Linked DNA regions of Mus musculus: region 1 is linked to region 2. The links are chromatin loops, found by intact Hi-C in ENCODE. Cell type or tissue: gastrocnemius. All regions are shown on one strand. Each heading gives the region's core, and the rest is flanking DNA. Links, peaks and the distances in the headings are about the cores only. Region 1 has its middle 12 kb from the start of Dab2ip. Region 2 has its middle 19 kb from the start of Gm13446.

Region 1 (8,328 bases), core at 242-8,241, 71 kb after region 2:
TGTGTCAAGGTCACGCCTTGATCTTGAAAGGACAAGAGGGACTGAGGCAGAAGGCTAGCTAAGAGATCTGGAGTGGATCTGAGCCCCACTAACAGTCCTCATGGGGACAAAGGCGTCCCAGCTAAAGACTAAGGTGGGAGGTACTGGGTTAGGCTCTGGGTTTGAGCCATTCTCTGCTTCCTGGCACAGGTACATCAGTTATTCGTGGGAGGTTTAAGGTGGAAACAGCACACAACCTGTAGGGTTGTATGCGAGCGCAGAGATGGGCACTAGAGCTCAGCGTAGAACCTGGCTCCAAGGATGCTCAGGTTTCCCTCAGCTTAGCTCATTCATTATCTGAGAGAAACAAACATGTGCTGGGTAGCATCCTAGATGAGAGGAGGGTCAGGAGAGGCGAGGCCAGGCCTGAGGTATCAGACAAACACTGAGGCTGTGGCGGCACGATTGGCATCTGAGGTCAGATCAGGGTTTTAGCAGCCATCTTCCCCAAAGCCTCCAAGGACTCCAGCTGGGACCCCACCCCTCCTTCCTGTCTTCTACTCAGCTTTACTGTAGTGAGGCCCATGCTGCTCCCCATCCCAGGAAGGGTGGGAATGAAAATTCCCCCTCCTGGTAGGGGGACCTAACCCTGGGCTTCTCCTCCAGGAGGCTCAGGGTCAGGGTGGGAAAGTAAGGGGCTCAGATGGGGCATTAGGAACTGCAAGGAGGGATTAGATCCCCGTCTTACTGTGAGTGGCCCAGAGGGCTTCATGGAGGAGAAATACTGGAGACACTGGCTGTGAGTGATGGACTGTCTTTAAATCCAGGATGTGGCTCTGAGCACTGCTCACACTCTTTCCTTCTGGGGTTCTTTTGTTTTGGTTTTTGTTTTGTTTTTGAGCTAGGGCCTCATGTAGCCCAGGTCGGCCTCAACCTCTCTGTGTGGCCAAAGATGGATCTGGCTTATCAGGTGCTGGGGATGGGACCAGGATCGCATGCATGCCAGGCAAGCCCCGTACCAAGTGAGCTACGTCCTTGGCCTGCAGTCCTTTATGCCCTTTTCCCACACAGTTGGCCTCGACTCTGATTTGGGGACCCCACACCCCACAACTCTCCCTCTTCCCTGGTTGTAGCCTTCCACATTCACTTTGCGGAAGGACCTTTCTGCCGGGGGACGTCTGCCCGTGGTGGACGATCAATTTGCCATGCGGAAGCATATTTGGGGGCTTTAATCTTCTTAATAAATTGCTCTCAGATTGTGCATGATTAAACCCCCGGAAAATTCATGAGCACGCTGGGGATAGAGACCTCTTCGGGAAGGTTTGACATGAGCGACACAATAAACACAGCTTCTAAATTGGGTCAGGGAAGCCTCTGAGGTCCAGCGCAGGACGTTCCCGTGGCCCTCCCCAGGCCTATAAATTAATCATGCACACAAAGAGGGCCTTGTCCATTCTCCTCAGCGCCAGGGGTTGTATCTCTGCCCACTGACCCCACCCCCACCCCCTTCCTTGCTGTCTGACTGCCCAGTGAGGCATTTCAGCTTCTGGCCTTTGTTATTCCTGTCTCCACAGCAAGGTGGGTGTACATTTCAGCAAGAGAGATGTAGGTTAGATATGGGGAAGAACTTCCTGGCTGACCGCATCGTGGTGTGAAATACGGGAATAGGTTGTACAGGTAATTCAAAGACACTCTTTCCTGTAGGAGTTGAAAACCTGTCAGGCTCTACCCTACGGTGACACTCTTGGGCTACTGTCTGTGGCAGAGGCAGCCTCAGGACCTGGCCTGAAAATGCCTCTTTCTGGAACAGTTAGCACCCCTGTGGTCTAAGTGATCCGATGAATGAGACCGGACTAGCACCCTTAAGCCCAAATCGTCAGTGCGGTCTAGAAGGGGACATTTGCCGGGAGGCTTCTGCAGACCTCAGCTCTGGCTTGGTGAGATGGCTCATCGGATACAGTGCTTGCCAGCACTGCACAACACCAGGCTTAGTGGCATAGACCTATAATCCCAGCATCCAAAGGCTCAAGGTTTTCCTCAGCTACATAATGAATTTAAGGCTAGCTTGGGCTACATAAAAGCCTATTTTAAAAAAAAGAAATCTCAGTATGCTCACCTTATATCCCATGCCAACTGCCTGTCAGAATCCTAGCCAGGTAGCTCACATGCTACCTCCTCTGGGAAGCCTTCCTGGGTTACCACCCCATCCTATCCCACCCCCACGTGAACAGTTGTTAGTTACTTCTTTCTGCTTTTTTTGTCTCCTCAGCCTCTGTCCCTGTCTGCCTACACCTGTGGGAACCCTCATATGCCACTAAAGTGTCAGCTTTCTAGGGACAAGGACTATAGTGGACTCCTCTTGGGGACACATAATCTCCCTTCCCAGACCATATTAGAACTTGCCTGGGCTTTCAAGTACCAGGTCCTGGGGTTGCCCCCCCCCATTTACTTCAGGGTAGGTACTACATCCCAAGGGCAGTTGTGGGAATCCTGGAGCATTGAGATAGGAGAGAGAGAGATAGAGATAGAGAGAGAGAGAGAGAGAAAGAGAGAGAGAGAGAGAGAGAGAGAGATCACACATGAGTACAGAAGTATGGGGCAGAGGCTGTGACTGGCCTGACTAGACCTCATTGGGTTTCATGTTGAGGTTTTTCCCCCTCTCTCTGCTAATGCCTGACAGAGTAGGTCTTTGCGGGTGGGGGGGGAATTCCTTCGGCATAGGAACCCCAAGCTGAGACACTGTGGCCTTGGGTAACCCCTGTGCATTGTCACCAGCCACACCTGTCCTAGCACAAGCCTAGGCAAGTGTGCCATTTGGAAAGAATAATGTGCAGGTCCGGGCTGGCCGTGAAGTTGGGACTCATGGTCAGCCCCACGGGGAAGGAGGGAGGCCTTACATTGGTGGATGTGGGGTGGGGAGACCCAGGAGGAAGGATCCCGGTGCTACAGCTTTCCAGAAGCTTCTGTCAGCATGCTTACCCTATGGTGGGGCTACCCTCTGCTGTTGCTTACGGGAGCCTCAGAGTGTTGTCCCTCCCTAGAGAGCTTCATACTGGGCTCTGGTGAAGCCATGGAGTGTGCCTGTGGATGCACACCCATACATATGCACGTGAGTGTGAATGTTAGGGTGGACGGGTGTGTATCCGTGTATGAACATGTGGGTGTGCCTAAGTGTAGGCACGTGCCTGTGAGTGGGAGGGGGCTTGTGTGCAGAGCCGGAGCTAGGCAGAGCTTTGCTCTGGAACTGGCTGCAGGCTGGCATCGATGCCTCAGGAGATCAGCAGGTGGAGAGAGAGAGCCACTGAGAGCATGTGGGTCAGGGAGGCCTCTGGGCTGTTCACTAGATGGCCCTGACTCAGTGCCTAAAAATAATACCAGATCCCACATGCGCTAGAGAACATGCCAGGCTCCTTCAGCCCCGTGAACTCACTTCAGCCTCCCGTAGCCCATGAGGAAGTGGGTTCCAACTTAGTCTGGATTTATCGCCAGGGATGCTGCGTTCTAGTCGAATGTGGGGAGGCTCAAGGCTGGAGTTGACAGAATGGAGATGGGAATCCTCAGGCTTCTGAGGACCTGCGTACAGTGTGCTGGCTCCTGAAGAGCTCTGGAGATACAGGATGAAGGGAGAAACTGTTAGCCTTGCCTGCTGCAGGGAGGCTGAGAGAGGTCGGATGGTGAGAGGCAGGCACACCAAGGACAGCTGGTGTAATAGTGACTTCTGTGAGTGGGGGCTTTAAAGTCTGGCCTTGGTGAAGGGAAGGTGTCCTGATGTAGAGAGGGCAGGGTGTCTCATGAGTGAAGACACACTAGTGGGAGGCCAGTGGGGATGCCTGCAGGGCCTCAGATACATGGCACAATACAGGCTCCTCTGTGAGTCCTCTCCAGGCTGGTCCTCAGGTCAGAGGTCATCCCCAGCCCCGCATCTTGCTATGTTTTTTCTCTTGTCCAGACCCCCTACCCCTCATTCCTCTTCTCCCTTGAGCCCAAGATGTCAAAGTGTAGGAGGAGAGGAAGACAATAAAAATGAGAGGTGGTTGCCACGGAAACTATAAAGTAGAAGCAGAAACTTTACATACAGAGCAGGAGGGGGAGGGGACCAGACCCAGTGACTGACAGGGGGCGGGGACCTGTGCTGAGCAGGGGGTGAAGGTGGGGAAGGTTGCTTGTGGTCTGAGGAGGGGGCTTTACCTTCTCCCGGGGCCTGAGCGTTTGGGTCCTCTGTCACCTGGAGAGGCCAGGGCTTCCCTGCAGGTTTTTCATAATCCTGTCTGGAGTCTGCCGTCCTGACTCGCAAAAATGACGTTACCTGGGACTGGACAGTTTACAGGCGGCTTCCCACGTGTTGCCTCATCTAGTCACGTGATTGTTAGTCCTGGGAGGAAGCCTGTCTGTGGAGCAGAGTTGGGAGTCCAGCCAGTGAATCAGGGGACTTGCCCCATATAACACAAAAGGTGAGGTTGCAGCCCTCGGTTGCCAGCCCCTAATCCCTTGGGCTCTCTCTGCCTGCACTGCTCAGCTTGGAGCCTATGCTCCCTGCAACTTCTAGATCTCTTCCCTCCAGTGTGCCTCCACCCCCATCCCCAGGAAGCCACCATCTGCTTGCAGTACAGCCTCAGGGAAGCTGTCTGTCTCAGAGGCATTTCCCTACTGTAGAATGGTTGCAATTGGCCCTTTGGCTTCTAAAGGGTTTTGTGAAATTGAAATGAGACCATACATTTAGACACTGGCTCCAATGCCTTATGTCTCTGCCGCATCTGAACCTAGAGCGCAGCCTTGGCCTATGTGGGGCTGGTGCAGGAAGAACTGGAGTCAGACTCCTGCCTCAGAGCAAACCTTGAGAGACCTGTGGGCACCAGGACTTCTCAGCAGATAGGTGAAGGCAAGGGGTCTGCAAGACCAGCAGGGCCCTGCCCAGGGAGCCCAAATGAGGGGCTCAAGGTTCAGGTCTGAAGTCAGCTCCTGAGTGACACATGGCTCCTGGCTTGTGCGGAATGGGAGCCAAGCGTTCGGTTTCTCCTGGGAGAGGAGCAGCGAGCCAAATGCATTATTAAATGGCAGAAAGGCGGCACTCTTGTGAAGATAGTGGGGAGGTGTATTTGATGGGTTATGAATCATGGAAAGAGAGGAGGAAACGGATAATTTCTGAGCTGGGGTGGTGGTGCAGAGCCTCTGGCCTGGCTTTGCTGAGTGCTCAGGGGGTTCACGATGCCCAGGGCTGAGGGGCTCCAAAGTACACAGACATGTGCACACATGTACTGAATAGGCCCACTCACCTCCCAATTGTCATCAGTCACGTGGCTTTCACCACTGGGGCCTGAAGTTGCCAGGTAGTCAGGGACCTGACCCTCAAGGAGAACCACAGATGTGCAGCAGAGACAGATGTAGAGTCTCTCTGTACAGTGCGCTGAGGAAGGGAGTGTGCCTGGGAGAAGAGGCTGGTATGGAGCTGGCAAAGGCAGCAGTGGCTTTTGTGGAAAGGAAGGGTGATTGGGATTAGTCAGGCCACTTGAGAGAGGTATGCCAGAAAAGATGCCCCAGCAGGCCTGGGGTTGGCAAGAGAGTTCGACACACCCGCCCACTCTGCTTGCTGAATACAGAATAGACTCTAGATGGGGGAGGGTGGCTTGTGTGTGGGGAATCACTGAGGGATATGGCAATCTCCAGAGCAAGAAGAGAAAGATGTGGTGCCGCCATGGCCCTGGGTGATTTCTGTGAAAGTGGAGAGGTTCATAGACAGAGCTAGTCAAGATTGCAAGAGTCACATCTAAGGAACCTTGCTTGAGTCACAGGGAGACTGCAGGAGGGACTGACCGATGGGGCTGGGACAGGTGGAAGGACAGAGAGCTGTGGGGAAGCTGGTTGTGGTGATTCCCAATGAGCACTGGCTAGGACCCGACCTGGACACCCTCAGCCTTGTTGCTAAAAAACATGGATTTGCAAGCAGCCACACTCTCATCGCAGCTTAGTAACCTGGAGACAAAAGACAAGAGTTATCGGGCAGCACGGAGCTCTAGCAGGAGACAGGCTGTAGAAACCGAGTTTCTGTTACTCACTAGCCTTCTGCCTATGACTGAGAGAGTCCTGTGTCCACCCCAGAGGGCCTTATAAGGGCTTGCCGAATAAACACTGCCTGGCAGCGAGTGAGTACTGTACTGGACTCGTAAGTGTGGACTGTGGGACCTTGCTCATGGCATCCCCGCTAGTCCTTGGTTTCTCCTGGCAAGGTTGACCTCCCTTGAGCCAACTCTGTTCATCTCGGGAGGAAGGAGCCCAGGGTCCATGGCCTGCTTGGCAGTGCTTGCGTGAGCCTGTGCTTCTCCTAGTTTTGTAAGGGAACACCATGCCCATCGGAGCTGTAAAGGGATATTTTAATCAGCCCAAGACCTGGTCAAGTCAGGGAACACAGAGACCAGGACAATGTGGGCCAGTCAGGGTGCTTCCTGGCCTGAGCTGACCTGCTAGGCCCCTCCCTCCAAACCACTTTTGGGGAGCCTGGGGCATCAGTGGGGAGCCCTGCAAACTGTTGCAAGCTTCACTTGGTCCTTCTACGCTGTGAGGTTTAGAAACCTTATCTGCTTGGCCATACGGGTGCTGAGGTACAGAAAATGCTGTAAATTCATTTCTGCTGAGAGCTCTACACAGAACTTAGACGGCAACAGGTGTGACCTTCAGAAGCTTCCAGCAGCCCATCTCCTCTTGCAGGAGAGTCTAGGACCCCGGGTAGTCCCCAACCCAGCATGGAAGCTTGTGTTTGTACTCTCAGTGCCTGAGCAGTGAGGCAGGGTCTCCAGTAGGGTCAGGAAGTTCTCATTCTGCAGAGGGAGACCTTGTCTAAAAGAGGGGAAAAAAATCAGTCATATTCCTGAACCCTTCCCTAGACTGGCTAAACCAGACTCTGGGGTGGGCCTGGGCATCTGCGTTCTAACACTCTCCCCTAGGCCACCCTCAAGCCCCAGGACTGAGGAACTGGACAAGGACTTCGTCTTAGGGTGACACACCTGGCAAGGGGCGGGACACACTGGCTATGTTCCTGGCTGCTGAGTAGTTGCTGTCCTGGCTGGCCTGTGAAAGAGCTCACAGGTTGCAGAGAAGAGCGGGGACTGTATATGCATAGAGCCAGTGTAAGTGGACTCAGAGAGGAACACTCACAGAGCTTAGGTCAGAGGGAGCAGGTTCAGAGAGCTCTAGCATTACCTTCCAGCTTCCCGGGGAAAAGGAAGGGAGCCAAGGTGTTTAAGGGGCCGTGCTGAGGTGTCTGTAACCCATATGTCCCTGGTGCAAAGGGGCTCAGTGGCACTGAGGCTGCTTCAGGGCTCTTGCCTTTGTCTTCTGGGCTTTTAGAGAAGGCTAGCCAGAGGTCAGCCCCCTGCCTCAGCATTATAGTCAAGAGGGATCTGATGGTGGGTTGGGAGCCCAAACACCTGCCTGTCTCTACCACTGGCTGCCTCCTTGTGGAGCCTGCATCTGTGGCCTGTTGCTGGGAATAGGGAGGACCCTGGAGAGTCCCCAGTCCCGTGCCCTGGCTGGAGGGTGGGATAGCCATCAAGTCCCCCAAGACCCTTTTCAGCCTCTGTGTGTGGAACCTTCCCTGGGAGACGGTGTAGTGAGTCTCTGGGCTCTGAAGGTATGGCAGAAGTGGCTGGGCAAGTTGTACCTTCTCTCGTGCCTTGTGGGTGGTCCTGAACCGTGCTTTCTTTGTATTCATGTGTGTCAAGTGTTAATCACTAGAAGAGATTCATCTGGGGAAATGTACAAGGCTAGCCATGGGCTTGCTGGTTTCCAGGGTGACCTTGAACTTGTTTTCCTTGGCCCCAGACTTTCCGCTTCTTCCTGTTTGAGCAGGCACTGAAACTGTAGGGCCCGCCCTTCCCCTTACCCCTGGTAGAATTTCCAGGCAAAATGCTGTTCCCAGGGTGGGGGCAGGTCTTCATTGTTCTCACTCTCAAGGGGACTTGAGGGGTGAAGGAGGCAAGAAGCTGCATTTAACTCCCTCCTGGTCTTACTGTGCCAGCTGTGAGCTCAGGGGCATCCCCAGGAAACAGTCGTGGTTCCTGTGAAGCTGGCCCCTGCCTCAGCACCTTCAGTGGCTCCTACCTACTTCCCTCAGACTGAACACAGACACTCATTGTTCACAAGCCCTCAAAGTGTAGCCTGACCAACAAGGAAGCAAGAGCTTGACCTGGAGATCTGATCAAAGACAAATGGCAAAGGAAAGGCATTCATTCATTCATTCATTCATTCATCCACTCACTAAATGCTGACTTCCAATCAATCTTACAAAGAGTCAGGAATGTACCCTGGCCTAACCAGCCCCAGGCTACCATGGGAACATAAGCCCTCCAGCGGGAC
Region 2 (8,328 bases), core at 24-8,023:
CCCAGCACGTTGTCTGCCTGAGTGCCACCATGCTCCTCACTGTGACAATAGACTAAACCTCTAACACTGTAAGTCAGCCCCTGTTAAATGTTTTATAAAAGTTGCCATGGCCACACTGTCTTTTCACAACAATGAAACAGACAGAATACTGACAAAAATGCCAAGCACGAGGAACTGAGTCTACATCACAACACCCACTTAATATCCAGGCAAGGTAGCACACATCTTGTGTTGGGGACATCTTAGTTACTTTCCTATTTTTGTGATAAAGCACTATAGTCAAGACAACTTACAAAGGAAGTAAGTTCCACTGGACTTTTGATTGGGGGAGGGGAGGTAGTGTCCATGATTGGAAGCATGCTGTTGGCTGGAGCAGCAGAGAGTTCACATCTTCATCTAAAAGCAGGAGGCAGAGTGAGGGTGAAGGAGAGGGGAGAGAGAGAGAGAGAGAGAGAGAGAGAGAGAGAGAGAGAGAGAGAGAGATCACTATAATCTAGTGAGTCTTTTGAAGTCTCAGAGCTTACCTCCAGTGACACACCTCCTCCAACAAGGACACCCCTCCTAATCCTTCCCAAATTGTTCCCAACTGAGCAGCAGGTACTCGAGTATATATTCTCAGTCAAACCACCACATGGGGTAGAGACTGGCATATCCAAAGGGCTCACTGATCAGTCAGTCTAGCTGAAATAGTCTTCTGCATATTCAGTGAGAGACCTTGTCTCAAAAAAAAAAAAAAAAAAAAATAAGATGGCAAGCTGAGAAGATGGCTCAGTGGCTAAGTTACTTGCCCTGTGTGAGGACTGGGGTTTGGATTTCCAGAACAGTCGTGAATGCTGGGGAAGGTGGCAGCTTAGTCTGTGATCCCAGCACTCAGGTGGAGGTGGAATCCCTGGAGCAAGCCAGACTGACTGTGTCTGTTGCTCTGGGTCCAACTGAAAGACTTTGCCTCAATTACTAAAGGGAAGACTTCTGATGTCAGCCTTGATCCTCCACATGCACGCACACACATGTGCTCACATATTCGTACACACTCCTCCCACCCTCAATATACACCACACACACACACACACACACACACACACACACGAAAACCAGGGGAGGAATGTGTCTCATGGTACAACAATTGCTTACTATAGACCTGGGTTAGTTCCTCAGTGTTATAAAATGTATTTTTCCTCATCTACTGTACTGTACTGGCTGGTTTTGTGTGTCAGCTTGACACAAGCTAGAATCATCAGAGAAGAAGGAGCCTTGCTTGAGGAAATGCCTCCATGAGATCCAGCTGTAAGGCAATTTCTTAATTAGTGACCAATGGAGGAGGGCCCAGCCAATGATGGGTAGTGCCATCCCTGGGCTGGTGGTCCTGGGTTCTATACGAAAGCAGGCTGAGCAAGCCATGGGAAGCAAACCAGGAAGTAACATCCCTCCATGGTCTCTGCATTAGCTCCTGCTTCCTGACCTGCTTGAGTTCCAGTCCTGACTTCCTTTGGTGATCAACAGCAATGTGGAAAGTGTAAGCCTAATAAACCCTTTCCTCCCCAACTTGCTTTTTGGTCATGGTGTTTTGTTGAAGCAATAGAAACCCTAACTAAGCAATTTGGTATCAAGGGTATTGCTGTGACTGGCCTGACCATGCTTTTGTTTGGAGGAATGTGGCATTCGGGATTTTGGATCAGAAAAGCAGTCAAATGCTTTAAGTGGGGCTTAAAGGGCCAGCCTAGTAGGACCATGAAAGACAGTGATGCTGAGGGTGATTTGAACTGTAGGGTCCTGGCTCAAGAGGTTTCAGAGAAAAGGAATCTTAGTATTCTAGAGACTGTTCTTGTGATATTTTGGTGAAGAATGTGGCTGTTTTTGCCCTTGTTTGAAAAAGTCCCCCTGAGGCCAAATTGAGTTTTGGATTAATTGCACTGGCAACGGAAATCTCAAAATAGCCTAGTATAGACTCTGTCGTGTGATTACTAGTGTTCTCTTCTATGAAGAGCTAAAATAACGAGGAGCAAGCTGAGCAAAAATACAAAAACCTACAGATTTCAGAGAAAAGAAGCACTAGGAAGTGGAATGGAGCTAAATCCTGTGTTCAAGAAGATAAACAGATTAAAGAAAAGCCTGATGTTAAATGAAATAAAGGGAGTGGTGACCTCCCACCCAGCTAAACTTCCAACTTGTGAAAAAGGAATTAAAGAAGAGTTTAGGTCCAGGTGTGGTGGTTCTTGCCTTTAATCCCAGCACTCAGGAGACAGAGGCAAGCAGATTCTCTGCATTCAAGGCCAGCTTGGTCTACAGGGTGAGTTCCAAGACAGCCAAGCTTAGGCAATGAAGGAAACCACTGAAAACAGAAAGCTGGTAAAGATGTCATTGAACGAGGGGCCGTGTCCCAACCCCAGCAAGCAGAAGAACTTTGCAGCTTCAGTCACGTGGCTCTAGCTTTAGAGTCAAAAAGAAGAGAAAGAGGCTACCTCAGCTAAGAAAAGCCACTGTGGTCAGACATGTGTCAGGGTGTCCATGTGCAGCAGAGGCCACTGTGTGAAGCTTCGAAGGTGAAGCCTGGATTACCTCGCAGACTCCAAAGTGTTGGAGATGCCAGAGCCCTGGATACCTGTCGAGAAGACTGCTCACAGTGAGGGGACCAGCCCAAGGAAAAGAAGTGTGCTGCAGTCAATGAAGGTGACAGGGGTTGGAGATCTGACGTCAGACATGGAGATGCAGAATTTGGAGTTTGCCCAGTTGGCTTTCAGTCCAGTATCTCCTCACTGTGTGCGCTTTCCTCCCTTATGGAACTGTAATATGTATCCTGTGCCACTGTATGTTGGGAGTATGTGATCTGCTTTTTTACTTGGATTTTATACAGAATTACAGTCAAGAGATTGCATGAATCTCAGAGAAGACTTTGAACTTTGGACTTTTTAAACATTGTTGAGACTGTGATAGACCATGAGGACTTTTGGATTTGGGCTGAATGCATTTCTGCATTATGATATGGCTACAAGTCTACAAGGACCAGGGTGTGGACTGTGGTGGTTTGAATAGGAACGGACCCCGTAGATTCGAGTGTTTGAATACGTGGTCCATAGAGAGTGGCCCTATTAGGAGGTGTGGCTGTTTTGGAGTGGGTATAGCCTTATTGGAGGAAGTGTGTCACTGTGGGAGCAGGTTTTCAGATCTTAGATGCTCAAGCCCTTGCCCTGAAGGCTCACAGTTCTCTTATGCTGCCTGTGGATCAAGATGTAGAACTCTTAGCTCTTTCTCCAGCACCATGTCTGCTGGCATGGCACCATGCCTCCCACCATGGTGGTCATGGATTGAATCTCTGATACTCTGATCCAAGTCACAATTAAGTGTTTTCCTTTGTAAGAGCTGTCATGGACAGCTCTTTTCAGCAACGACAGCCTAACTAATACACCTAACATACACACTTACCTAAGATACACACACACACACACACACACACACACACACACACATACACACACACACACACACACAGGTATATTATTCAGCCTTAGGGAAACACAGCATTCTAATGTGGGCAAACCTTTGGAATGAAGCAAACAGATTAGTAAATATTGCATGATTTCATTCACATGAGGTATCCAGAGTTGTCATATTTGTAGGCATAGATGCTGCCCTTATTAAGCATAATTCTTTTGTTTCCTTGTTTGCATAAGGCCTCAGGATATAACAGGGCTGGCTTCTAACTCACAGTCTTCCTGCCTTGCTCCAAGGGCTGAGATTACAGGCCTGTGCCCCAGGCCTGCCTTGATTCAGACCTGGACACATGGAACCCAGTGTTTTACTGAACAACTAGGTCACAGCCATACTCAGACCTGGAAGGGACCATTCATCACTAGCTGTTTGGGCATTTTAACATACACAAGTCTCTGGGCCTCTTGGCTCCTTGTAAGGAAAGGCTCTAAAGCTGTTTCTGCACAGCGGGAGGGGAAAACCCTCTTAAGAGTGGCTCAGGCCTGGGCAGGGCCCTGGGCTCCAGTTTTGCAGCTATGACCTCGGTCTTTGCATTAAGCACTTCCTGCCATGGCGGTGGAATGTTCACACCACAGGGTAGGGGGACGCCCCCATCCCCCAGAGGCTTAGAGAAGATGCTCGGACCAACTTCAACCCTGCAGTCTTTGTTCAAACTAAAAGTTATCTCTCTACTTACTTCCCGACTTGCAGGCTCCCCGCTGTTCTCTGGTCTCTGCCCTCATTCCTTGATTTTAAACCAGGGGCCAAGTCTCTTACCTACTTTTGGGCTCGGACAGGAAGTTTCCCCCTGATTCCACCAGGGGGCGCGCGTGGGCCTTGCAAAGACCGAACAAGAATCTCAGGGAAGAGTCTGAAGTGCATGTAACCAGAGAGGCAGGGAAGCCTGGGACTGTAATGAGGGTCCCAAGGATGAGGCTCTGGTCCTGGGAGGTGTCTTGTCCCTCGGTTTGCTGGTCTAGAAAATGGGAGGAGGGCTACTAGGGCAAGCTTCTCAACCTTTTTTTTTTTTTAAATTAACATGATTTATTCTATTTTACAAATGTAATATTTTATTTTTCGAGAATTTCATGCAGGAGTCACTTAGACATCTTTTCTGAAAGCAGGCTTTGAGTCAGGGTCTGAGTATGGCCTGACCCATTTCTGATAGGCTCCCATGTGGTGTGCTTGCCTATGGCCCTGGGAATTATCTCCAGGGGATCTTCCAGGCCTAACCACAGATGAATTTCTGAGCTGGGCAGGAAGACCCTCTGGTCCTGAACAGCCCATCTCCCTTGCCTGTAATTCTAGAACTCAGGAGGCAGAGGCAAGGTGACTATGTGAAGCTGGAGGCCAGCCTGGTCTACAAGTGAGCTCTAGGTTTGCCTAAGCTACATAGCAGGCTCTGTTTCAAAACAGAAACCAACCAGCCGGGTGGTGACCCATGCTTTCAATCCCAGCATTGGGGAGGCAGAGGCAGGCAAATCTCTGTGAGTTCAAGCCTGGTCTACAGAGTGGTTCCAGGACAGCCAGGAGAAACCCTGTCTTGAAAAGCCAAAAAAACCAAACCAACCAGCCAGCCAGCCAAACAAAACCCCCAAAGCTCCTGCAAAGTGGCCTCCTGTGCAAGTGTGAGAGCGTGTGCGCGCACGCGCGCGCGCACACACACACACACACACACACACATACACGCGTGCGCGCGGATAAAGAAACAGGGAGAGTGGTGGTGAGCAAGCCTTCTATCAGGCAGACCCCAGGAACAGACCCTCTGCTGAAGCAGGCTATGAAAGAGGAAACCCCTGCTAAACATAGACCAGGGAGGAATTGATTTATCAAGTAGATACAATTCTAAATTTGCACAAAACTAATAACATAGCCTCAAAGTATGTAAAGCAAAAAAAAAAAATCATAATCAAGGGAACTAAAAGAAGAAATGAATTCTTCCTCTGGGGGGTGGGGGTGTCCCCCTACCCGGTGGTGGTGTGAACATTCTACTGTGGGTGGTATCTGCTGGCAGCAGCCCAGACGAAAAGGAGCATGGGAGAAGACGATTACGAGCTCTTTGCTCCCTCTCCTGCTGTCCAGTGAATTTGCCCTCCTCACAGCAGCCCCCACTTCCTGCTTCCTTCACTGATATCAGGCCAGGGTTTCCATAGCTGATTAGGGACCAGTGGCTCTCCAGGCTGTATGGGGACTCTGACTTTTGGAGTGAGCAACTTCTGCCAGAGTCCCCAGTGAGAGTCACTGTGGGAGTCCCCCAGCTTCTGAGCAGAGCAAGGGAGACATCCAGCCTCAAGGACTGAGCCCCTGCTGGGCACTCAGCCTCTCAGCTAAGATTCAACAATTGTTGGCATTTCAATATAACTGACTTAATTTCTGTAATATATACAAGGATGTATTCATTCCATTGTTTCTGAACCTCTAAAGAACCCTGAATGATTTCCAATGATGCCCGGAAAGATATGTGAGATTTTATTACTTTTTAATGTGAGAGTGGTCAGTGGAAGAAGGTATATTCATTTCTTCTTTTAGTTCCCTTGATTTTATTTTATTTTATTATTTTATTTTATTTTATTTTTTTGCTTTATATAGTTTGAGGCTATGTTACTAGTTTTGTGAAAATTTAGAATTGTATCTACTTGATAAATCAATTCTTCCCTGGTCTAGCAGGGGTTTCCTCTTTCATAGCCTGCTTCAGCAGGGGGTCTGTTGCTGGGGTCTGCCTGATAGAAGGCTTGCTCACCACCACTCTCCCTGTTTCTTTATCCGCATGCTTATTACACCTCCACTATAAGCATCACATATTGTTGCTGCTTTTAACCTAATAAGACGGTGTTTGTCTTTCTAGTGTAGTATGTAGTCTGCTTACATGTAATGCAGTTGCTCGTTCGTGCATTTGGCTTTGTCTCTCCGCTATTGTTCTCTTTTTCTCTTTCTTAACACCCTGGAATAATATAGCTGCATAAAGAAAGTGCCTTTCCAAAGTGTTGGAGATGTGGCTCAGTTGGTAAAGTACCTGACCCACAAGGACAAGGATATGAGTTTGTATCGCCAGCATGCAAGTATGAAGGCTGCGTGCATACGGTCACAAATCTCTGCAACCTGAGTGCGGGGTGGATCCCCAGAGCCCACAGGCCAATCAGTCTAGCCAATCGATGAGTGCTGGCTAGAGTGGTGAGCAACCCTGTTTCAAACATTATGATGAGAACTGAAGCCTTCTGATGGTGACCTCTGACCTCTACATGCTCATCCTCCTACAGGCACGCACTCCCATACACTGCACACATGTGCATACATACAAAATGGAAAGCGAAGGTGAAATACAGACCTTTCATTCAAATAACAAATGTATCGCTAGCACAGCGCCACAATTAGTGATGAGCTGGGCTGAGAAACAGTTCCAGCCAGGAACGTGGAGATAAGAAAGGAATAAACGTCAGTGAGGAAAATATCTGCTTAATTTAAACAAATTTGTCTGTACAAAACAATAATAATAACAATGCCATGTGGAGAGTGATATATAGAAAGAACTCAAATACCAGATGGTTCCAGATGACACCAGAACATGAATCAGGTGGGGTAAATAGGGTTTTAAATGGCCCGAGGTCCCTCATACCTGCATCAGTGGTGAGGGTGACGACATTCATTAGTGTTAGACTTGAACGAGTCAAGGTGCGCTGTGCTGCGCTGGCTTTAGGATTGCCACTTATAGAAAGGGACACTAACAATTAATAACACAGTGATATGATCAATATAAATACCAAACCCACCCGGAATGAAGTTTTAAGAGGATGTGTATGTGTGTGTAGAATACATTTTGACTTTTTAAATATGAAGCATAAGGAAACATCAAAGATAATTTTTTTTAAATGCTAATAAAAATCTCTTCTACTGGGACTGGAGAGGTGGCTCAGTGGTTAAGAGCACTGGCTGCTCTTCCAGAGGTCTGGAGTTCAATTTCCCAGAAACTACATGGTGGCTCACAACCATCTGTAAAGAGATCTGATGCCCTCTTCTGGTGTGTCTGAAGAGAACAACAGTGTACTCGCATATATAAAATAAATAAATAAATCGCTTTTTAAAAAGTCACTTCAGTTGTTGGATGTAAAGGGGGCTCAGTGGATAAAGCCCCTGCTTGTTAGTGTGAGGGTGCTGCTCAAGCCCTCAGAGCCAGGTGGGCCTGGTGGGCTGCCTGTGATCCTAGGGCTCCAAGGGTGGATACAGGGGACTGCTGGGTCAAGCTGCCTAAACGAACTACCATATGGCCAAGCTGTGGGTTCATCTGAGAGATACTGCCTCAGTGAATGAGAAGGAAGATTCCCTATGTCAGCCTTAGATCTCCAAATGTGCACCTATAGATAAACACTCCCACATATGGGAACACACACACACACACACACACACACACACACACACACACACACCTGCCTGCATACCACACACCCAAACACATACTTTTTTTTTTTTTTTTTCTGAGACAGGATTTTTGTCTTGCCACTCTGAAGACCAGGATAGCCTCAAACTCAGAGATCTGCCTGCCTCTGTCTCACAGAGACAGAGGATTAAAGTGCTGGGATTAAAGGTGTATGGCACTGCCTGACCCACACATACATTTTTTAAATTTACGTTAATTAGACAGTAAGCACACAACATTCTATTCAACATGATTCACACATGTCTACATATGTAAAATATTTTTTAGTTTCTGCTCCACTGTTAGCAAAGAGAAAAACAAAATTCAGAATATAAGTCATGCATGATATGGTCTTATTTGTGTATATATATACACACACACATGCATACTACATCATACCACACACACACATGCATACTACATCAATCATACCACACACACACACACACATG

Evidence for each region. A loop is a pair of places that touch in the nucleus more often than their neighbours do. Peaks named below come from ENCODE experiments on the same cell type or tissue, not always from the same donor. Only the 100,000 strongest peaks of a DNase experiment are listed, where the experiment ranks them.
Region 1: a loop joins it to region 2, with 2.2 times the contacts of the local background. A loop is called at or near these places in 7 of 42 quality-filtered maps.

The regions. Positions count from the first base shown.
Region 1 is chr2:35,606,264-35,614,591 of GRCm38, forward strand. It overlaps a transcript of Dab2ip not described here. Among named protein-coding and RNA genes, the nearest start is that of Dab2ip, 12 kb to the right of the region's middle. In gastrocnemius, for the core only: a CTCF peak has its summit at 3,265; DNase peaks (open chromatin) are centred at 3,272, 4,420, 5,037 and 5,516; H3K4me3 peaks cover 2,338 bases; H3K27ac peaks cover 6,915 bases.
Region 2 is chr2:35,535,462-35,543,789 of GRCm38, forward strand. No RefSeq gene overlaps it. Among named protein-coding and RNA genes, the nearest start is that of Gm13446, 19 kb to the right of the region's middle. In gastrocnemius, for the core only: a CTCF peak has its summit at 4,279 (motif pointing right); a DNase peak (open chromatin) is centred at 4,287.